Linked DNA regions of Homo sapiens: region 2 is linked to region 1. A link is a loop called in an ENCODE intact Hi-C map of the cell type or tissue named here. Cell type or tissue: heart right ventricle. All regions are shown on one strand. Links, peaks and the distances in the headings refer to the core of each region. The heading gives the core; the rest is flanking DNA.

Evidence for each region. Hi-C counts contacts between places; a loop is a spot of excess contacts. Peaks named below come from ENCODE experiments on the same cell type or tissue, not always from the same donor. Only the 100,000 strongest peaks of a DNase experiment are listed, where the experiment ranks them.
Region 2: a loop joins it to region 1, with 2.9 times the contacts of the local background. A loop is called at or near these places in 8 of 110 quality-filtered maps.

What each region holds. Positions count from the first base shown.
Region 1 is chrX:111,439,926-111,451,636 of GRCh38, reverse strand. No RefSeq gene overlaps it. Among named protein-coding and RNA genes, the nearest start is that of DCX, 34 kb to the right of the region's middle. In heart right ventricle, for the core only: CTCF peaks have their summits at 4,140 and 5,913 (motif pointing right); no DNase peak of the experiment used is centred there.
Region 2 is chrX:111,345,985-111,357,695 of GRCh38, reverse strand. The region is part of intron 3 of DCX (doublecortin); the gene reads left to right. Among named protein-coding and RNA genes, the nearest start is that of DCX, 60 kb to the left of the region's middle. In heart right ventricle, for the core only: no CTCF peak of the experiment used is centred there; a DNase peak (open chromatin) is centred at 5,065.

The DNA of each region.
Region 1 (11,711 bases), core at 2,512-10,511:
GTGGTGGTAGATAGTTTCACTTCTTAAAAGTGCAGCAAAACATTATAGACACATGTGTGGAGTATTGTGGGAGCATGAAGGAGGGGGTGGTCAATGATTCCTAGAGTCAGAGTGAGGAAGAATTAGAAAATACTTTACAGACTTGAACTGTATCTTAAAAGGTAAATAATATTCCATTTATGGATATGTCACATTTTGTCTATCCATTCATCAATTAATAAACATTTGGGTTGTTTCCTCTTTGGGGCTACTACAAATAATGCTAATATGATCACTTATGTATAATTACACTTTTTTGGGAACATATGGTTTCATTTCTCTTGGGTATATAGCTAGGAGTAGAATTGCTGGGTCATTTGTAACTCTATGCATAACTTTTTGAGGAACTGCCAAACTATTTTCCAAAGAGGCTGAACCATTTTACATTTCTACCAACAATGTATAAGGTTTTAAATTTCTCCACATCCTTGTCAATGCTGGCTATTTTCTGTTTTGTTTGTTTGATTATAGCTATCCTAGTGGTGTGAAATTGTATCTTGTGGTTTTGACTTGCATTTCCCTAATGACTACTGATGTTGAACATCTTTTCATGCGCTTATTGGACATTTGCATATATTCTTTGAAGAACTGTCTTGTAAATACTTTGCCCATTTTTAATTGGGTTATTTGTTTTTTTATTGTTGAGCTATAAAATTTCATTACTTTGGATATAATTTCCTTATCAGATATATGATTTGCAAATATTTCTCCCACTCTGTGGCTTGTATTTTCACTGTCTTGATGGTATTCTTTGAAGCACAAAAGTTTTACCTTTTTTTATTGAGGTGAAAGTCACATAACATAAAATTAATCATTTTAAAGTGAACAATTCAGTGGCATTTAGTGCATTTAAAATGTTGGGTAACCACAACCTCTGGTAACAAAATATTTTTATCATCTCCAAAGGAAACACTGTACCCATTAAGCAGTTGTTCTCCACTCCTCCTTTCCTCTAGCCCCTGGCATCTACCATTCTTTATTCTGTCTTTATGGATTACCTATTCTTGACAATTCAGATAAATGGAATGATACAATATGTGACTTTTTATATCTGGTTTCTTTCACTTGCTGTAATATTTTTAAGGTTCTTTTACATTGTAGCATGTATCAGTATTTCATGTCTTTAGATGGCCCAATAAATAGGGAAGTGTGTATCCTCTACCTTTGTCCTACTTTTTCAAAATTGTTTTGGGTATTTGGGGCCCCTTGCAATTCCATACTAATTTTAAAATTTGCTTTTCCATTTCTATGAAAAGGCCATTGGAATTTTGATAGAGATTGCATTGAATCTGTAGATTCCTTTGGGTAGTATTGCTATCTTAACAATATTAAGTCTTCCAGTCCTTGAAAACAGGATGTGTTTCCGTTTTATTAGGTGTTTAATTTATTCTAGCAATGTTTTATAGTTTTCAGTGTACAAGTCTTTCATCTCCTTGATTAAATTCATTTCTAAATATTTTATTCTTTTAATGCTATTGTAAGTAAAATTGTTTTCTTAACTTCCTTTTCATTGCCGGTGTATAGAAATACAACTGATTTTTTTGTTTGTTTGTTGGTAGATCTTTTAACCTGTAACTTTAATGAATCTGTTTACAGCTCTTGTAGGTTTTTTGGTGGATTCTTTCAGATTTTCTATATATAGGATCATGTCATCTGCAAATAGAGATAGTTTTACTTTTTCCTTTCCAATTTGGATGCCTTTTATTTATTTTCTTGCCTAATTTATCTGACTAGAACTTCTAGTACAATGTTGAATAACAGTGGTAAAAGCAGGCATCTTTTTCTTGCTCCTGATTTTAAGAGACTACTTTCAGTCTTTCATCATTGAGGAGGATGCTAGCTGTGGGTTTTTCATAAATGCCCTTTAACATGCTGAGGAAGTTCTCTTCTACTCTTAATTTGTTGAAAGTTTTTATCAAGAAAGGGTGGCTGGACTTTGTCAAATGTTTTTCCTGCCTTAATTGAAATTATCATATGTTTTTTTTCCTTCTTTCTTTTAATGTAACATGTTACATTGATTAATTTTCTTATACTAAACAATCCTTTTGTTCCTGGGATAAATCCCACTTGCTCATGATGTATAGTCCTTTTCATATGCCATTGAATTCAGTTTGATAGAATTTTATTGAGAATGTTTATACCTATAGTCACATGAGATAGTTGTAGTTTTCTTTTCCTGTGATGCCTTCATGTGGTTTTGGTATCAAGGTAAAACTGACTTCATAGAATATTCCCTTTTCTTCTGTTTCTTGGGAGAGTTTGAGAAAAATTGGTATTAATTCTTCTTTATATGTTTAGTAGATTTCACCAGTGAAACCGTCTCATCCTGGACTTTTCTTTTTTGGGAGTTTTTTTTTTTTAACTATTGATTCAAACTTTGTAATTGTTATAGGTCTGTTCAGATTTTCTGTTTCTTTCTGAGTCTGTTTAGGTAATTTGTGTGTTTCTCAGAATTTATCCATTTTATCTAGGCTATCTAATTTGTTGTACCAAACAAATTTTGATGAAGTCCAGTTTTTCTACTTTTTTCTTTTGTTGCGTATGCTTTCATTGTCATATCTAAGAAACCGTTGACTAACTCTAGGTAATAAAGAGTTATGTTTATCATGTTTCCTAGGTTTTCCTATAAGACTTTTATAGTTTAACACTTACATTTAGGTCTATAATCCATTTTAAGTTAATTTTTGTATTAATATATGTTATGAGAAAAGGGTTGAGATGTATTGTTTGTTTATTTCTGTATATGGATATATCATTGTTCCAGCATCATTTTTTAAAATAACAGGAGTCTGATGCTCATTAGCTTCCCAAACTTGGTACAAACTTTAGCATCTGGGTGAGGATGTTGCAGGGAGAGTTTTAGTTTGGTGTCAGTTTGGCGGAGAGGGAAGTACAGCTATCTGGTAAAGGCTTTGCTTGTTGGGCAATTCAGAACAAGGAAGGACATACTGACAAGTCTTTCATGTCTCATACCTAAGGCAGAGTGCAGCAGGCCGGCATTTGTGTTCACGGTAGTCATTTCAAGTGCTCATGCTGTACTCCAGCTGCCTGACATTTATCTAATATGCAGCAACTGAGTTGAGCTTTTTTTTTTTTTTTTTTTTTTTTTTTTTTTTTTTTTTTTGAGACAGAGTCTCACTCTGTTGCCCAGGCTGGAGTGCAGTGGCATGATCTCGACTCACTGCAACCTCTGCCTCCCAGGTTCAAGCAATTCGTGTGCCTCAGCCTCTTGAGTAGCTGGGACTACAGGTGTGTGCCACCACACCTGGCTAATTTTTTGTGTTTTAGTAGAGACGGGGTTTCGTCATGTTGCTCTGGCTGGTCTTGAACTCCTGAGCTCAGGCAATCCACCCGACTCGGCCTCCCAAAGTGCTAGGATTACAGGCGTGAGCCACCGCGCCCAGCCCTAGCTGACATTTTTTTTCCTCTCTCATTTCCTTCTCTCAGGACTCTACCTTCTGCTTCCCAAAGTAGCTGCAGATAATCTGGGAGATTGGTTGTTGGTGCAGGGCAGGTAGTAGTAGTAATAGTAGTAGCAAATGACAAGATGGAATCTGGAGAAATAAAGATGTACTTGGCAGGAGGTGAGGAGGAGGAAGGAATAGTGGAACTAGAAAGCAGCCGGAATGACCAGGAAGGGTATCCAAAAACCCAGCCATGAGGCTTTAGTTTTCGCAGAAAGGAGAGATAGAGAACTTTAGTAGTGCACCAGCCTGGCTACTACAACATTCAAGTTGGGGAAAAGTCAGAGGGATGGAGCAGGGAAGACTGAGCACTCAGAGGTATTAATAGAAGGGAAACAAGAGAAAAAGGCAACTTCCATCTCACTGTAGAGAAAATTCAAGAAGTATGAACATAGTTGGGAAACAGCTCCTTCCTCTTCTCAGGCAAACGCTGCTCACACTCTCTTGGGGCCCAATTTCTATTCTCAGGCCTTGCTAGAAGATCAGAACCACTCTGATACTCTTGCTTTAATGTAATGGCTGAGAAAAATAGAATTTTGCCCTGCCCAGAAAACATGTACAGTTTATTAGGAACTGTGACAGGCCCGTGGAGATGATTAATTGGAGAAGAGGGTCTATTTCCGTTGCATCATTCAAACTGCACTCTGGGGGGCAGTGTGGTGTAGTTGAAAGAACACAAGCTTTGTAGCCTGACAGATAAGAGTCCAAATCTGGGTTCTGCCATTTTACTCCTTGTGCACCTTCGGATGAGTTACTTAACCTGTCTGAGTTCTGATTTTTCTCTCTCCAAAAAAAGCAGATTATATGTACCTCATAGAGTTTTTCAGGGAATTAAATGAGAGAATGTCCATAAAGTCCCTTGTACAATGTCTGGTACATATACTAGGAACTCAGTATGTGCCAGTTTCTCCCCCAGTGTCTTATCACTGACTGCATCGTAGGCACAAACTGAAGCTGTCTTCTGTTTCTAAAGGCTTTGACCCCAAAGTTCTACTTTTAGTACTTTTATTAAAATTTTGAAACAATCCAAAGAACAGAAAACATTTTGTGGTCAAGGATGTTCACTGAGTTTGCTCATAGTAAAACAAAGAAAAAATATTCTGAGCACTCCAAATGTAAGCAAATGTTAATTATTTAAAATGACTTCCAAAAATTAAAATAAATTAAAAATGACATCCATGAGGATGTTTAATAACACAGTGATATGTTTACATTCTACTATTAAGGTAACAAAATTTATATATACAATTCTATATACAACTATCTTAAATGTTGAAAAAAATGTATTGAAGCAATATTGAGATAAAAAACACCAAAATATTAATGATGGTTGATCTACCTTTGGGAAGAAGGTTATGAGTTACTTTTTAAAAAACTTTCCTACCATGCACAAAACATGACTTTCATACTGAAAAAAATAAAATTTAATTTAATCACATATCAATTTTTTTTTTTTTTGAAATGGAGTCTTGCTCTGTCACCCAGGCTGGAGTGCAGTGGCGCAATCTCAGCTCACTGCAACCTCCACTTCCCAGGTTCAAGCGATTCTCCTGCCTCAGCCTTCCGAGTAGCTGGGATTATAGGTGCACGCTACCACAACCGGCCAATTTTTGTATTTTTAGTAGAGGTGGGGTTTCACCATGTTTGCTAGGCTGGTCTTGAACTCCTGACCTCAAGTGATCCACCCACCTAGGCATCCCAAAATGCTGGGGGTACAGGCGTGAGCTACCACGCCCAGCCACCACAGACCAATTTTTAAGAGGCTCTTGAGGAATACTCTACAGCAACAAGAATGATCTACAACTATATGCAACAATATGGATACATTTTATAAACATAATGTTGAGCAAAAAGAACTAGATGCAAAAGAATACATAGAAAATAACTCAATTTCTATAGAGTACAAACACAAGCAAAATAAATCTATGCTGTTAGTAATTGGGATAGTGGTAACCCAGGGCAGGAGGTGGGTACTAACTTTTGTATTTGGCCTTCTTTTGCACAATGTTACATTTGTGAAATTCACTGTGAGTGTAGGTTGGGGGTGGGGAGCAGTGACTAAAAAGGGGCAAAGAGGGCTTGTGGGATCTGGTAATGTTCTGTTTCATGAGCAGGGTGCCAGATATGCTTAGTCTGTGAAAATTTAGCATCCTTATTAATGGTGCAATTTTCTATATGTATGTTATACTTCAATAAAAAATTAAAAAATAGGATAAATAGATGATAGATACATAGATAATGAACAGATGATAGAGACTTGGATAAACAGATAGATGACAGATATACATAGATAGATAGATATAGATAGATATACATACGTACATAGATGATAATGTACTGAATGAATGCACATCATCATTTGTGTCTTAGCTGGAGAGCCATCTTTAGAACAAAAAGACAAACTTGTTTTGACCACAAGATGGCAGTATTAGTTGCTTGAGAATCAAATTCCAGGGTGCTTCAGCACAAACATTTCAAGAACCAAATATACAGTGGGTACATATGGACATAAAGACGGGAACAATAGACACTGGGGACAATAAGGGGGGAGAGAAAGGTTGAAAAACTACCTCTTGGTTACTGTGTTCACTACTTGGATGATAGGTTCAATCGTACTGTATTCCAAACCTCAGCATCATGCAATACATCCTTGTAACAAACATGCACATGTAGCCCCCAAATTGAAAATAAAAGTTGAAAAAAAAAAAGCAACACATATTTCTGTTAGTGGAAGAGAATTTAGAGATTTTATACTCTGACCTTCTTTAATTTTCCAGATTAAAAAAAAAATGCCATAGAAGGAGTATTTACCCAAGGACACACTGCTAGTTAGAAGATAACCTAGGCTGAAAACCCCGGTTTCTGGGCTTGCTCTGCCACACTTAAAAGCTCCTATTTTCAGCTATGGTTCCTTTCTATCCCGCTGTGGAAGAGGGAGTTTATTAAGAAGTAACACTCCTCCTTTTATAACTCCAGAAAACATAAGTGTCAAACGGCATAGAAAATTCATGAGCAGAATTGGCAGTACTGACAGGCTGCAGCATGAAATTTCCTTATATGGACTTTTAAAAACATCACATGGCCAATTCCGTCTGAGCTCGCTTAAGCTTCTACTTCCTTAGATGTAAAAGATAGACCCTGTGACCTCTCTGGGTTTTGTTTGTTCTCTCGCTCCCTCTCCTTCTCTTTCTTTCTTTTTTGGGTTCATCCATATTTCATCATATAATTTTGCTTTTTATTTTCTTCTTAGGCAAGAAGTATCGAAGCCAGTACTCAAAAAAATTGAGTGCCAGCTATGTACAAGGAAGGCATAGTACTGTCACCAGAGACCCTCGAAGGTCGGAATCACAAGGTGAGGAGGTCAAACTTAGCTTGATGTTTCCCTTTCCTCTACTCTCTTTTGTAAAATGGCAATGCAGGAATTTTAATCTAAATCTTTTTTAAAGGACTGCTAAGCATTCCCTGGGGTCACTTACATTTCATAAATGGCCAAGGTCATTCCTGACACCTAATAAGAAAACATGATTGTCAACTACTCTGCAGCCCACTAAGTCCAGACTCCAGCTACTCCCACTCTTACCCCCTAGTCTTGCTTCTTGTCACTGACAATCATAAAGGACACCAGCAGAAAAGCTTCTCAGAGGGAAAACACAGGTTACCAGAACTCTTGGTGGCTGAGAGAAAAGTTCTGATTGATTTATTTTTCTGGGTAACTAAAGGATAACCAAAAAAGGCTTCATTGTTTCAACTTTTGTGGCTGAAAATCTTCTGTGTGCCCCTTCTATGTTAGGAAGTAAGAGAACCTGGAGAACATAGTCGGAGCAGATGATTTCATGGATTTAGTCATTGTCTTGCACATCAATTACCATGTTCAAGGAATGAACATGGTAACTGAAATATAACAGCTTTGGAAGTAGTCCAGTCCTTCATTTTACAAATTAGGGAACTGAGGCCCTGAGAAGGAAGTGAATTACCCAAGGTAAGGTCACATGAGTCATAAAGCTTGGAAGGCAGAGAACTAGCTCCAATGTGAGCTTGTATCTTCTAAAATTGGGAAGGAAAATAACCCCACTTAATTTGAAGGTCCTGGCTCACTTAAATAGAAGTCATAAGTTTCCCTGTTCATCTAGTTCTTCTCTAAGTACCAGCCAGAACCCTACTGACAAAGTAAAAGATTGAAGTAGTTTTCTGAATCATTTGGAATGAAACCCCATTGCATAGCTATAGCCTTTAAATATATGTGGTATGGCTGTAAAGCAGTGTGACCAGTTTCCACAAACCACAGAATAAAACTGGGAACACTATTATATATTCATACTGCATGCTCTGGATTTTCCATGGATACAGGGGACAGGAAATCCAGAAATAACCCCCAAACTTGTTTTGAAACCAGTTTCTACCTCCACCTTCAACAAACCTTTTGCAAAAGGCCACGAAGGAGAAGCACATTGACTTAGCCATGACATCACGTTTCTTATCTTTTCTCTTGTGCGTATTTCATTATTTACTGGTACTAATACCAAGGCAAGTATCAAAATAGACAAATGAAAGCAGGGGTAATAAGTAGACGAAAAATGAAAAACAGTCTGTATCTCAAAGAAAGATGGTGAAATAAACATGCACAAGATAAAAGATAAGATAAGAAGAAATGTGATGGTATGGGTAAGTCAATTTTGTTTCTCCTTAGTAGTCTTTTGTAAAAGAGCCCCAAGTGATTTTTGTGCATATTGAAGTTTGTGAGGCACTGATGTAGTAAAAATAACTCTGGATTCAGACTTGGAAAACCAGGTTTCTTTCCTTGCTTCTGCCACTTTGTGGTTTAATAAATTTATCCAAGTGACTTCCTTTCCCTGAGCTTCAATTTTCTCATGAGTAAAATGAGAGATTCAACCAGAAGGCTTCTGAAGGTATTTAAGCCCCAAAGTTCTAGGATTCTAATTAACAGCGAACACTTGACCTTGGATGCTTCCTTGTAAATATGAATAGCTCAACTTCCTTCAGATTAATGAAGTTTATGATTGAAAACCAGGTGGTAAAACACTGGCTTCCTTGGATATTTCCAATTCCTCCTTTCAGATTGCCCCAACTCCACTGACCCTTCCAGGCATTCTGAGATGAGGTGTTCATGGTTGTCACCATTCCAGTTTTGCAAAGTGAGCCCGCATGAAACTACAGGAGAGGGTAGCTGTGCTGATGGTGGGAAGAAACCAGCATCTGAGGCTTTCCCCCAGAGCTAGAGTGAACAAAGGTAAATTCTCAAGGTAAAGAGAGATACAGACAGATTCAGAAACTGATCCCAGTTTACCTGGCACTTCCTCTTCACAGGATCACTTAAGAATAAAGCATTAATTTTACCCTCAGTGTTGATTTTCTTCTTTCTGTTCTTCCATCTCTGAAATCAGGTCAAGTTGGCCCTACCACCATTTAACCATGGCAACAAGCTCCCATGTTTGGCCATGGCCTTATTTTTGTTTGCTTGTTTGTTTTTTAAATTATTTTATTTTAAATTTTGTGGGTACATAGTAGATGTATAGACTTATAGGGTAGACGTGTAGATTTATAGGGTACATGAGTTTTTTGATACAGGCATGCAATGTGAAATAAGCACATTATGGAAAATGGGGTATCCACAGATCCCACTTCTTGATGGAAGGAGTGACAATGAATTTGTGGCCATTTAAAAAAACCTCTATATTATCCAGGAGATAAATAGCACTGAGGGAACTCTCTTCATTCAATGCTAGATTGAAACATGTATACTGCCAGGGTTTCATTTTTCCCATCTAGCTTGGGGTTCACACAAGAAAGCAAGCTCAGCTCACATCATGTCTTAGTTCACTGGATCTTAAAATTTTGGCCAAAAAGGAGAAAATTAGTGAGAACATAGAAAAAAGTGTGCACACTCTCTCTCTGTCTCTCAATCTCTCTTTTTAAACTCCCTTTCCCCTCTTTCTCCTTCCTGTTTTTATAAGATCTAGATGAGCTAAACCACCCACTCTCTGTCTCCTTTCCCCTGAGTTGCACCCTGATCCTGCTCAAATTTTCAAGAGCTGTGGAATGGTGTCTTCCTGCACCAACCCACTGGGATCAGAAAGAATCAAAAGAGCAAACTATGCAGAAAAGAAGGGATCCAAGAGAGCCAAAAGAAAGCAAGGGTTTGTTTGCCTTAGACCAGTTCTATTTATATTTCCTATACTCCACCCTAGCAGGGTGGTCTAATTGTGTGGCTCTGTGGACTCCAGAACTACGCTTTATTTTTGATCCACACCAGACTCCTACTCTGAGCAGGAGGAGAGAATTTCAGCCCCCCATTTCTCTCCCTTTCCAGAGTTACTATGTGTGCCACTTAGCTAATATTTATTACTTATTCTGTGCCAGGCACTGTGCCAAATACTTTACAACCATTATCCCATTTAAGCCTCACAGCAACTCTATGAGGTACATAACATTATTCCCGATTACAGGTGAGAAAACCAAGGCATGGTGAGCTGAAATAACTTGTTCTGGCTCACACTTAGTCTAAAGTAGAACTTAGTTCAGAACCCAGGTAATCTGACCCCAAAGCCTGTGGCAATCTCTCTGTATTTATCTCAGCTGAGCAACAGGGACAATAGTAGTTATCATAAAGCTATAAGAACAGTATATTTATAGTCAATAAGACTTTTGTTTAAGGGCTATATGCAACTAACTGGTATAAATAACAAGTATCAATAAAAGTAGATTTTTAAGAGAGGCTGGGTAATTATAATAACGGCAGTTAACATTAACCAAAAGCATACAATGTGCCAAGAGCTAATGAAATATTTTATCTATATTAAATTGTTAAATACAACAACCTAGGTCAGTATTATTATTATTATATTTGATAATTGAGTAATATAGAGCATAGACAAGGTAAGTAACTTGCCCACAGTCAAACTCAAAGTAAAAGACACAGCAAGGATTTAAACACAGGCAGCTAAACTTGGAAGTACATGCTCTTATATTATGCAATACTGCCTCTCTTGATTGTATCTTCTCTTGAAAGTTGAAATTATAGACACTATTAATCTTTCTGGGAAGATGAAGGTATATAGCCTACCCTAGAAGTGCATGGTATTAAATGTCTAAGAACTATTTTGGTCAAGGTCTTGCATCCTCACTGAAAAGAGTTTTGTTTTATTTTGCTTTTTTATTAGTCTAGTAACGGTATGTGGCATGTAGTGGATGCTCAATAACTAATTTCATGATGGTATAATTTTATTCACTTAATCATATTCTATGAGCTTCAGGATCATGTGAACCAGCAAGCTAAATCAAAACAAATCATTTCTTTTCTGCTTAAGTGTGGTGAACATCATCAGTGCATGAGGCTGTGTACTAAGCATTTGGGGAAACACAAGATAGAAAATCAGTCATTGATAGCTCCCCAAAAGACCTCATCTTATTATTTCTTGTATGTTTGCAGCACTACTCTTTTCCTCTAGAAAGATTATCTTTTTATATCTGATCTCCTAATTCTGGAGTTCTTAGGTTGTCATAAGTTAGTTTTTCTTTTTTTTTTTTTTTTGAGATGGAGTTTGGCTGTTATCACCCAGGCTAGAGTGCAGTGGTGCAATCTTGGCTCACTGCAACCTCCGCCTCCCGGATTCGAGCAATTTTCTTGCCTCAGCCTCCTGAGTAGCTGGGACTACAGGCATGTGCCACTACACTCGGCCATTTTTTTATATTTTTAGTAGAGATGGGGTTTCACCATGTTGGCCAGGCTTGTCTTGAACTTCTGAGCTCAGGTGATCCACCCGCCTTGGCCTCCCAAAGTGCTGGGATTACAGGCGTGAGCCACCGTGCCCGGTCCCGTTTTTTTTTTTTTTTTTCTTTACTCCTATCCCCATTACTTTTTAAGGTATGTTCCCTCCTATGGAGATGGCTCTCTGCCTTGCCGTATTCCACAGACCATGCCTGGGGAGTTGCAACTGCCAATCAGTTTGTTAGAGGAGTGAGTGCAGAAAGCTAACATGGCTGCAGCTTGCCTTTTCTTTCATATGAATGCCAGCCCATCAGCCTACCACATCAATTACAAATCTTTCTGATTTTTCAGTTCATTTATATCTGGCCCCACCCTAATTCACCAACCCCATTTCTCCCTGCTCCTATATAAAGATCTTCTGTCAGGCAGACAGGCCTCTGTCACCAGAAATTACTTCATGCTCATTTCCACCCTCTTGTGAT
Region 2 (11,711 bases), core at 1,740-9,739, 93 kb after region 1:
ATCCTCCCACCTCAGCCACCTGAGTAGCTGGGACTAGAAGCATGCACCATCATGCTCGTGTAATTTTTTAAATTTTTCTTGTAGAGACAAAAGCTCACTATGTTGCCCAGGCTGGTCTCAAACTCCTGAGCTCAAGTGATTCCCCCAACCTTGGCCTCCCAAAGTGCTAGGATTACAGGTGTGAGCCCCTGTGCTGGGACAGAACTCCAATTCTTAAAACAGTTAAAAGTAGAATTCCTCTCATTGAAATGAAGAGAGTGAGAGGCTGCAGAGCCTTCATCATTTCAACATCTTTCTTCTCCCCAAAGGTAGCCAAAGAGGAATCCTAAGGAACCAAAGAACATAGTTTGAAACCACGAATTGAGTCCAAGTTCTTCAGGGGACAGTGTGATCCTGAGAGAAAAAATGACTTACCAAGGTTACATAGTTACTTAGTGGACTAGATGGACCTAAACTTGGGTTTCCTATTTCCCATTTCAGAGATCTTTGCACTATGTCATGCTATTTCTCACTATTAACCACTGTACCCATCTTGATGATTCATAATAACCTTGGGCTCAACTAAAATCCTAGAACTACTGTTAATATCTATTTTTCTCTACCATATACAGTTTAATATTAAAAATCTAAATGTGAAAACTTACAATTATTAAATATATTACATGTAATCTCTCCCAGAACCCAAAGGGGCTTTAAAAATCTTTTGCTTTGGCCCCAAAGTTCTGGCTTTTAAAAACTTTCTTTTGTTATCAGCTTTTTATTTATGTGTATTTTGTAGAAACAGGAATCTCGCTATATTGCCCATTTATATAGTGAGGTCTCAAACTCCTGGCCTTAAGTAATCCTCTTGCCTCAGTCTCGCAAAGTTTAGAAACTTTCTAAATCTTGATTCTGTCATTCAACATCAATCTTTTGATTGATTTTGATTCTTTTGACAGGACTGTTCAATTGAAGTTATAATTCTTTGTTATAACTTTCACATTCAACTGTCAGTTTAATTTGCCAACAAGTGTATAATTGACTCCTCACTTCAAAAACATCAGACTCATATTTTATGGCATTTTTCCTCCTTTACTTGGAGAACTCCTATTCAACTATTGAACCCCATTTCAAATGTCACCTCCTCTGTGAAGTGCTCCTAAGCTCTCACTCCCCGTCCTTAGAACAAAATAGATAGGTCCCATTTCTGTAAGATAACAAAATTATAATACCTACATACTTTCTCTACTATGTTGTACATTCCCTAAGGATCTTCTGTATTCTCTGCATCCCCAGGCCCTGAGCCTGGGACAGCAGATTGGTCTGCTGTGACTGCTTACTGAGAAGGAATGTGAGGTTGAATAAGAACTCAATGACAAGAGTGCTGTGAGGGGTTAATGATTTCTGCCATGGACTCTGAAGGGAGATGTTTTGCCAGTCCTAACCCAGGCCATGCCCACTCCTAGATGTCTAGTATAGTTATCAAAAGAAAAGTTGGCAGGGCATGCCTTCCATCAACCCTTATTTGTGTATACTGATTATAATTTTTCTTGAGTCCTCAAAAACTGTATTCTAATATCCCTTTTAAAATTTTTATCTGGGTATCGGCATCAAGTTAACTATTGGTTTATATTTCCTGAGATATACTTCTTCCCCTTTGCAAAAATTAGGACAACATTTCCTTGTCTTTAGCCTTCTGGCACCCCTTCCATTTTCCAAGAACTTTCCAGGTGGTGGTGACTCATTTGGAGAAAATGGCCTCTTTCACTCGGACCTTTCAACAGTATTGTTTGTAATGGTCAGGGGCCATGACTAGGAGATCTGTTTCTTGGAAAAAGTATATTTGAATTGGGCAAATCAGAGGCTGAAGTCAGGATGGCCAATAAATGTGTTATTGACAGAAGCCTGGCCTAGAAAGTGAGCCAAGTCTAGGAAGGCAGTTTTCTCTGAACCATGGCCCAATAAGCATTTTGGATGGCCCTCCCTTGTCTGTCTTCCTTTCCCCTTCTCTTGGCTCTGTGTTCTTCTCTTTGCTGTACTTCATCTCCTCTGAGCTGAATTTGGATGGCTAAAGTGTAGCCTCAGTACAAAAATGACCAGAAGAATGCACATCTGCCCTTGAATTTCTGATTAGGGCATAGGTCAGTGACTGTTAGTGACAGAGATGATAAGCAAAACAGGAAATAATATCAAGACATTAAAGATATTAATGAACTTTTACCCATTAAAGGCAAATGTTATCTTTAATTAAGAAATTAAAGATATTAGATTAATAATAGATGTATTTCAGGCTGTATATGTTTGAAAAAGAGAGGATATCAGCTATGTAGACACACACAAAATACCACAAAATGATGATTCATTGGAATTTTAAAAACAAAAGAATTTTTTGTGGACTTACCAGTGCCCAGTCTTGTGCTAGACTCTGGGTGGATACAAAGACATGATCCTAAAAATGTAGCAATAATTTAAAAATATTTTTCTACCTTAATAAGAGAATGACAAACAGGGGTTCAATTTAAAAAAAAATCTTTTTCTTTAACAAGATTAAGAACCAAAATATGTGAACTTTTTAGAAGGCTAGCCTCCAATTACTAGAAAATGAAATTCATCCAAACTCTTTCTTTCAACTATGTGTAGGTTAAACAACTGTTGATCTACTATAAATGCAAAGAAAATTAGACTGAAAAGGCTGCAGCTTGTCTCTTCGCTTAGTGCTGTGGGTTGCTTTGTAGAGGCTGCAACAGGCCTGGTCCTTACTGGGATTAGGAAATCTCATCATGCAAGTTCTGTCCAGCTAAGGTTCCTTTCCCTCTGGCGTGAATCCTACTACCTATTTCAGTAAGAGGTACAGTGAGAAGGGGGCCTTTGGCCCTCCAACAGGTTGTCCTGCTGCTATAAACCATTGAAAACTGGAATTCTGATCCCAGCAGCCTATGCAAGAGGTGAATATAAAAAGGGGCTGCTTTGCTTGAAGTGGAAAGCTTTGAGTTGAGCTCGTTCCAGGCAATCACACTGTCTGCCATTTTATACAGTCTATTTCTGTCTTCCTGTACACATCCCTCAATTTGCATTCCTGCTGAAACTTGCCACTAGTCCTGCCTTTCTGTGTGGGAGGTGGGATGGATTTGGAGGATAAAAAGAAAGGCCTTTTTGTGAGGGAGGAGAATACAGGACTTTCACTAGCTGTTCCTCCTAGATGTCTTCAGAGAAACATTTTGTCTCTTTGTCTCTTTGAGGGTTGTGACAGAAACTCTCTTTAACACAGCCATCAGCCTTATTTCTTTATGTGTTTTACTTTTGACTGAGCTTGAACAAACTTAGCTCATTTTTTTTAAAGGGTAATTCGCATAATGGGAAGATGAACTATAGGGAGATAGAGACAGAATTCTAAAGATGGTTTACATACAAAGGGTGATTCAAAAGGACAATCAAAGGCCTTCGATATATTTCACTAGATTTTAAGGGATATGAGAATGTCCGCTATTAGAGATTTATTCTCTCAGATTCAGTTTTGGTCCTTTCTAGGTATCCACATCTTACCCAGGGTTGGGGGAATGCCTAGAGAGAACCATAACTGAACATTCTAGCATGAATTAGCTCATCAAAAATTTGCAGTTGACTCATCCTTTCCCAGTAACCAGTTACTGTTCATTGCCAATATATTGGACTTGGATCTTTTTCTCCATTCTTAAGGGAAACGAGCTTAATTGTGTAAGTACACAATCCTTAACAGGCTCAAAAAGTAACTGGTATGAGTCAAAACTTGGAGTAGCCAAGCAGTTTCGATGATTGTATAAACAAGGTCCAAAAGTCAATTTTTTTAGACTATTAAATGTAGGTCAGATGCAAGAAGAGAATTAAATTGTAACAGAAGTGACTCAAATGAGAAACTTCCACCAGACTAATGGCTCTTTGAGGACAGAAGGCATGCCATGTTCTTCTCTGGGCCCTTAACAGTTACCGTGGTGGCTGAATTATCATGAGCACTGAATGAATGCTACTCAGTAAGTGAATGAATTAAGACAACTTCCTTGAATAAAAGACCAATTCTAGAGTGTATTAATAATGTTGGGGAGTCCTTTATCATATAGATTTTATAAAATAATAATAAAAAGGATAGTTACTACTATGCCAGGAATGTGAAAAGTGCTTCACAGGGACAGAGAAAAAGACAGTAGATTTCTCTCTATCTTTTTTTCTTTTTGCCAAAACAAGATACACTTTGCCAGCCTTTCTTGTTCTCATCTTATCCAAATTCATTTTCCCTCAGGTCACACATCTTTTGTGATGGTTAATTATAATCTGTATTCATATAGCACTAATGATTTTCAAAGCATTTTATATGCACTATTTCTTTTTGTTCTAAAATTTAACAAAAAATTATGAAGCACTCAAAGTAGTATTCACTCCATTTTTCAGGTCAGGAACCTGAGGCATACACCGTTTAAGTCTATGATCACACAGCATTGTGTGACTGAACAAGGACTAGAAGCCAGTCCCTTTCTACAATACTACCTAAGTCTCAAAATTCAGGGATGGAGATTTGTTTGAAAAACAGCAGTTGGTTCTACTGCCTTCATGGTCATACTTTTTGTTGTTGTTCCAAATTCCTCCTTTATACTCCTTTCTAGGCATATGAAGCTGACACTTGAGAAATGGCCAAGCCAGACATTATCTCAACTTTGGGGTTTCAATTTACTCTCTTTTTTTCCTTCTTCAGTACAGAGTTGATGCTTAATTGCCTCTAAAACACCATTGTGTAGGACATCTTTCTACCTCTACTTAAGCCAGTTGACACAAAAGTCTTCTGAAATTTGTTACCCAGAAGGCATTGCCTCCTCTCTCTCTCTCTCTCTCTCTCTCTCTCTCTCTCTCTGTCTGTCTGTCTGCCTCAGCTTTCACTGACAGTCACAGGAGGAGCAACTCTTGTGCTAGCTGATAGTTCATTGAGTTGTTTCTTCCCTGGGGCTGGCACCTTTCTCACAGAGATTCAAAAGGCAGCAGGTCTAGTGTAATTGCCAGCCCAAACCCTATTTGGTGTTCCCTAATGAAATGAGTACAGCAGTGTTGTACTGAAACCATAGATGAAGTTGGCCCTCAGAGCCTGGGAAGGATGCCAGGACTAGAACAGCTTGCAAAAACCAGAGGTCTAGGCAGGCTGAGTCATTAACCATACAACAGTTAGCAACTAGGAAATAAGCTTCTATTAGGGTTAACGCAAGACCAAGGGTCAAAAACTAAATAGCAATGAACAATAGTAACAGCAGCAACACCCTGGGAAATGAGATAAATTCTGCCTTAGCCCAGAAGCCTGCTGAGATGGAGCTGGTTCTTGGAGTGGTCAGCCTGGGATTCATAGGTGGAAGCAATAAAGCCATCGTCAGAGGTGGAGAGTGAAGAGTATAATGGCCAGGGCTAAGGTAAATATCTTGACAGGCATCAAATGCCCTAGACAGGGCTTCTCAACCCTGGCACTATTGACATTCTGGCCCAGATAATTCTTTGTTGTAGGGAGCTGTCCTGTGCATTGTAGGACATTTAGCAGCATTCCAGGCCTCTATGTCTTAGATGTCAGTGGCACCCCTCCTCCGAGTTGTTACAACCAAAAATGTCTCCAGATATTGTCCAATATTTTCTGGGAGGAGGTTATTGGAGGGAGGCAAATCACCCCTGGTTAAGAACCATTGCAGGCCAGGCACAGTGGCTCCCTCCTGTAATCCCCACACTTTGAGAGGCTGAAGCAGGCGGACTGCATGAGCCCAGGAGTTCCAGACCAGCCTGGGCAACATAGCAAAACCCCATTTCTACGAAAAATACAAAAATTAGCCGGGCCTGGTGACTTGCGCCTGTAGTCCCAGCTACACAGGAGGCTGAAGTGGGGAGGATGGCTTGAGCCCAGGAGGCAGAGGTTGCAGTGAGATATGATCGCACCAGTGCACTCCAGTCTGAGTGACAGAAGCTGTGAATTCTGAAAGCTTATTGGCCTTGAGCCTTCTGTATTTACTAAATTATCTCCCAACCAGGAAAACTAAGGTAGCAGCTATAGGCATCTGCAATCTCATACTTCCCAAATGCTTTTTCATACCTAGTGCTTGGCTCATCACTTCCACTAGACTGTTGAAATTCCTAATAACATTGAACACTTAGAATTTTCCCCAAATTCCACTTAATTGCAAACTCAGTGGTGAATCTGCTCATGGTTTCAATTTCTGAGCACTTAATAGATGGTTTACATGCTAACTGGAACACATGTGTAAATACTTTTTACTTTTTGCAGTTGAATTCTAAAAGATATACTGTTTCTGTTTTCTTATTGTTTACCTTGAGCTTGTCATTTCTTCATTTTCATTTATTTCCCTACTTCCATTCAATCATATCTGTTACACTGGAAGTATATAGTCGATAAGGTGTAACACCCAGAGGCCAGAAGAGAGAAGAGGGAGACAGGATAGGGAATCTTGACTAAAGTCGTTTGGCAAAAACTGGGTCTAAGAACCTCTGTTCTGGAAAATAGTGAGTGCAAAGAACACTGTATCCTCTTACCTATCTTCCAACTCAGCTTGTTCCCTCATGAGCCCCCATACTGACTGGTATGGTTTGGCTGTGTCCTCACCCAAATCCCATCTTGAATTGTAGCTCCCATAATTCCCACATGTTGTGGAAGGGACTCAGTGGGAGATAATTGAATCATGGGGGCGGTTTCCTCCATACTGTTCTCATGGTAGTGAATAAGTCTCACAAGATCTGATGGTTTTATAAGGGGGAAACCCCTTTCACTTGGTTCTCATTCCCTCTTCTCTGCCACCATGTAAGTAAGATGTGACTTGCTCATCCTTGCCTTCCACCATGATTGTAAGGCCTCCCCAGCCATGTGAAGCTGTGAGTCAGTTAAACCTCTTTCTTTTATAATTGCCCAGTCTCCAGTATGTCTTTATTAGCAGTGTGAGAATGGACTAATACACTAACCCTTTCCCAAAAATGAGAGGAAGAAGTGTATATAATTTTCCCTCTTATCGTTGCTCTTGTGGTGGAATTGACTGTGTGTCAGAAGAAGCAGGAGATCGCTGAAGAACTATCAGAATAGCTCTGTGGACTAAGGGTACAGAAGAGATAACATGATATAGTGGAAATTGTACTAGACCAGGAGCTCAAACCCAAGTTCTAGTCCATGTCCTTTTTTTGTAGACATTTGGTCTTTGCAAATCACCTAAACTTGGTTGACCCTCAGTTTCGTTATCCATAAAATAAATTACCTGTTTGCCTACATGGTAACTATATGGTTCAGAGGAGACAATGGGGTGACTGAAGCACAAAATGCGTAAAGGCTTTTACAAATGCAAAATGGTATTATTATTATTGCTTAATCACTATTCACACATTTCCTATATTCTAGGCTATAACAACAGCTCCTTCCTTTTGCTTACAGTGGCAGATCTACTCTCCAGGACTTCCCCTCCAGATCTCCTTTCTACTCTCTACTCTATTCCACCCTGCTCTGTGTCCTGGGAAGCTGACTCTTATCAACAGGCTCCCTTGTTTTTTGGATTCCAGTTGTATTTAGCCAATGGGGAGCACTAACAAGGAGAAATGTGAGATTAGGCTATCTATTTCCAGGCACCCTGCCTGAGAGGTTGCTGGGCATTCCTTGACTGAAGGTCATAGCTCTTATCAGAGTGTTCTCTATATCTAATTGTCATTCTCTCTCCTTCCCTCTGAGTTCTGGTTCCTGATACCTCCCCTCTCTCCTTGAGGCCTAAGAGTGGTAATGAACTTCACTATTACTATTCCTAAAATTCTACAGTGCCCTCTGTGGTTCTTCTATACCCTGCCCATACTTTTGTAATCAATCCCCTTTAGTAAACTCCACTCAATTTATCCACTCTAGGAGTGTCATATATTTCCTACTGGTACACTGACTGATGGTTGATGTACCCATGAGAACTCGTTCTTTCTTCTCTCCTAACCTTCTTCTTGCATAGCAAAATATACACTTACAGAGTAGGGGATATTATGTAAGGAAATGCAGTATGTTTATGGTCATTAGTATTCTGTCCAGCCATGTTGAGGTCAGCTCCTAAGTAACAATTTCAGAATATCTATAATCAAGCTGTATGTCCCTTACCAACTGGGCAGTCATGCTTTTTTTTTCCTGTCCTCAACCAACCACTAAGGAACATTTAGAGGTCATGCCTCTCATGCCTACACTCTCCTGAAAAGTTAGCATCCTTCCTAAATTCTAGCAACCTGGGAGGCAATGGGTCTGATGCACACTCTAGTCTTTGGTTTGCCGTAAATCAGTTTGCACTCCTTTGCTTCCCTTGGACTCAGTTTGCAGAGAATGAGCTTATATCCTTTTGCTTCCTTTGGACTGGAGTCTCAGGAAGCCTGGGAAGGGGGGTACAGTTAAGCCTCTGGGATTCCACGACAGCTGCCAGCATTCTGGCCCGGGTGTCACTGCTCATTAACTGTGTCCAACCTGGAATGTTTCATAGACTGTCTGAGCTAGAAGAGACCTCAGAAATCAACTAGTCTAGAGACTCTTAATTTGGGATCTATAGACAAGCTTCAAAGGAATCCTTAACCCCCCTAAACTATATAGAAAACTAGCTATCTATGGGCATATATGCATTTTTTCTAGGGAGAAGACCTACAGCTTTCATCAAATTCTCTAAAGGGCTTGTGACACAAAAAAGATATAGATCTCAAAAGGCTCTAGATCAGCACCTTCTCCTTATAGCAGAAGAAACAGACCCAGAGAGAAAGCAGTGAGCCAGTGTCAAGTTGTAACCTAGAATGCAGGTAGACAATAACTTTCTTTTCTTTTCTTTTCTTTTCTTTTTTTTTTTTTAACAAACCTTTCCTTCCCCTACGTGATTCAAAAGCAATATCCCTCTCATGCTTTGTGTCTAGCAGACACCAGGAAACTGTTAAATGCAACAGATAACTGTAATGGGCCCTACAAGCACACTCTCTTATTTTAATTGACCTTACTAAACAGAACCTAGAGTTGTGTGGGGCCCAGAGCCAACCTTAGGGCTTAATGGTGCCAAGGGATCAAGCAGGGTTTTTCCACCCCAGTTCTTTCTGATGAATGGAGTTCTGTCTCGTCTCTGTTTCTCTGAGCCAATTTGTCCCCAGGGCCTTGTGGAAGGGCAGGTGTCAGTCCTGGGCATGTACTCAACAGCCCAACTCCAGCGCCTCTGCAGCTGTTCTCATCCTTGAGAGGCCCCCAGTGGGAGCTGACACAGACTCTTGGAAAAATGGCAAAGACAAAATAAGGAAAGAACACCCTTGAGCATCGAGGGGCTGCCAGCCTTCCAATCAGGCTGGTATTGCCTAGCTCAGGTTATTAAATCACCACTAGCTCCAGGTAAAATAGGGTAGAAAGTCTTATTCCTTCACATCTCCCCTCTGTGCCCTTCTTTCCCATACCACTGGTATTTTCATGCTACTCAGAGTCTCCTGCTGTTTTTCCTTACCTGGGTCTCCCCTGTCTAGGAAATGCCTTTGCAGTATACCTTAGGTACCTATAGTGTCAGAATAAATTAGACAATCTTGAGTTCTAGTATCAGCTCTGTCATTAGCCAGCAATGTGACCTTGTACAGGTCACTGAACCTTCATGGACCTTGACATTTCATTTATTAAAAATGAGGCCAATGAACCAAATGAGGTAATGAAGATAAGGGCACCTGACACATGTAAAACAGCAAAAGCTATGTAGGATCATTATGGCCCTTCACCATTCAAAGATAAACTATTTTAAAGGTTGAAAACAATAAATTTGAAGACCAATATCTCAGCTGAGATCTGACAGCCCAGATTTAATATAGCTGGGTTGCCTGGGGGAAATTCTAAAATGGGGAGAGGAGAGTCACCATTGGCTATGGGGCTAAGAAGATCAGTGGAAAAATGAGTTGACAGAACACGATCTATTCGAAAAGTTTATTATGGCACTTTACAGCCAAAAGACCAATGTAAAGAGCTTCTGAGGACCAGTCACTCTTCACCAGGAAAGAGTGGAGAGAAATTCAGTCAGATCTAGTGGCTGGAGGATCAGACGGGCGTCAGTCTCAATATGACTTGCTATAGGAATAGGTAAACTGGCTGCACAGGGGCTGGGAATTCCCAGAAAATGATACAGATAGTAGGAAAAGAATATCAATTTTTCCCTTCACAATCAGCTAGTCAACACTTTTTCTTAAGGGCCTGGGATGGGTCATTTTCTGTAGCTAAGCCCCACAAGGCAAGCCAAAGGAAATCGGTGTCTTCAAGAAATGGATGCTTTGATGGGTGAAAGAGGGAGAAAAGACAAAACTCATCATATAATGATCCAGGCACTCAAAGAAATGGATTTTAGTTGGGAAGGGGGGTGACATTGTGTTGTTTTTAAGCAAATAATCAGAAAACAAAAAGATCAAGAATTAAGTAAGCAAGTCAGTTTCATCTCTTATGACTTACTCTTCCATAAGATGCAGAGGACAGTGATCACTAGTAGTCCACAGATAACCTTATTATATTGCAATATCCTTAATTATGAAACTAAGATTTAATTATGGGTTTTAGATTCTTCTTACTCTTGCTTGTTACTACTACTAATAATAATTTTTAAATATGTGTTTTTTTGTACTTTAACTTAGTAGGGATAGAATGGTGAACAAACAGGTGAGGTCTCTACTCTTGTGGAGCCTAAATTCTTATGGTGGTGGTGGTTCTAGTTTATATTGGGCAATAGGTAAGACATCTCCATATAGGTGAACTTTGACTTCTGTTACTGTAATATGTCAGAATAAGTATTTTAAAAGGCCTTTTGGCTACAATATAAGTAAATTCTGAATAAATTTTAATAATCATTTTTACATTTCTTTTTTTAACAGTTTTATTGTTATATTATTCACATAATGTATAATTCACCCATTTAAAGTGTATAATTCAATGGTTTGGGTATATTATATTATTAATGTTTTTAATTTGGTCAAATATGTGTAACATAAATTTTGCCATTTTAATGTGTGCAATTAATTTTAATAATCTTATGTGTACAATTCAGTGGCTTTAGTTACATTCACAGTATCGTTCGATCAGTATCTAGTTCTAGAACTTTTTAAACTTTTAACATGACAACCAACTGTTACCATTAAGCAATGACTTCTTATTCCTTCCTCCCACTAGCTGCTGGCAACTTCTAATCCAGTCTTTGATCCTATGAATTTGTCTCTTCTAGATATTTCATACAAGTGGAATCACACAATCTTTGTCCTTTTCTGTCTGGTTATTTCACTTAACATAATGTTTTCAAAGTCCATGTTGTAACATATATCAGAACTGCATTCTTTTTTGTAGCTGAATAATATTCCATTGTATGGATATACCACATTTTGTTTATCCTTTTCATCTGTTGTCTCTTCTAGCTCTGACAGTCTATGAAACATTCCAGATTGAACACAAAAGCCAAAATTGACAAATGGGTTCTAATTAAACTAAAGAGCTTCTGCACAGCAAAAGAAGCTATCATCAGAGTGAACAGGCAACCTACAGAATGGGAGAAAAATTTTGCAATGTACCCATCTGACAAAGGTCTAATATCCAGAATTACAAGAAACTTAAACAAATTTACAAGAAAAAAAAAAACCCATGAAAAAGTGGGCAAGGGATATGAACAGACTTCTCAAAATAAGACATTATGTGGCCAGCAAACATAGGAAAAAAAGCTCAACATCACTGATCATTA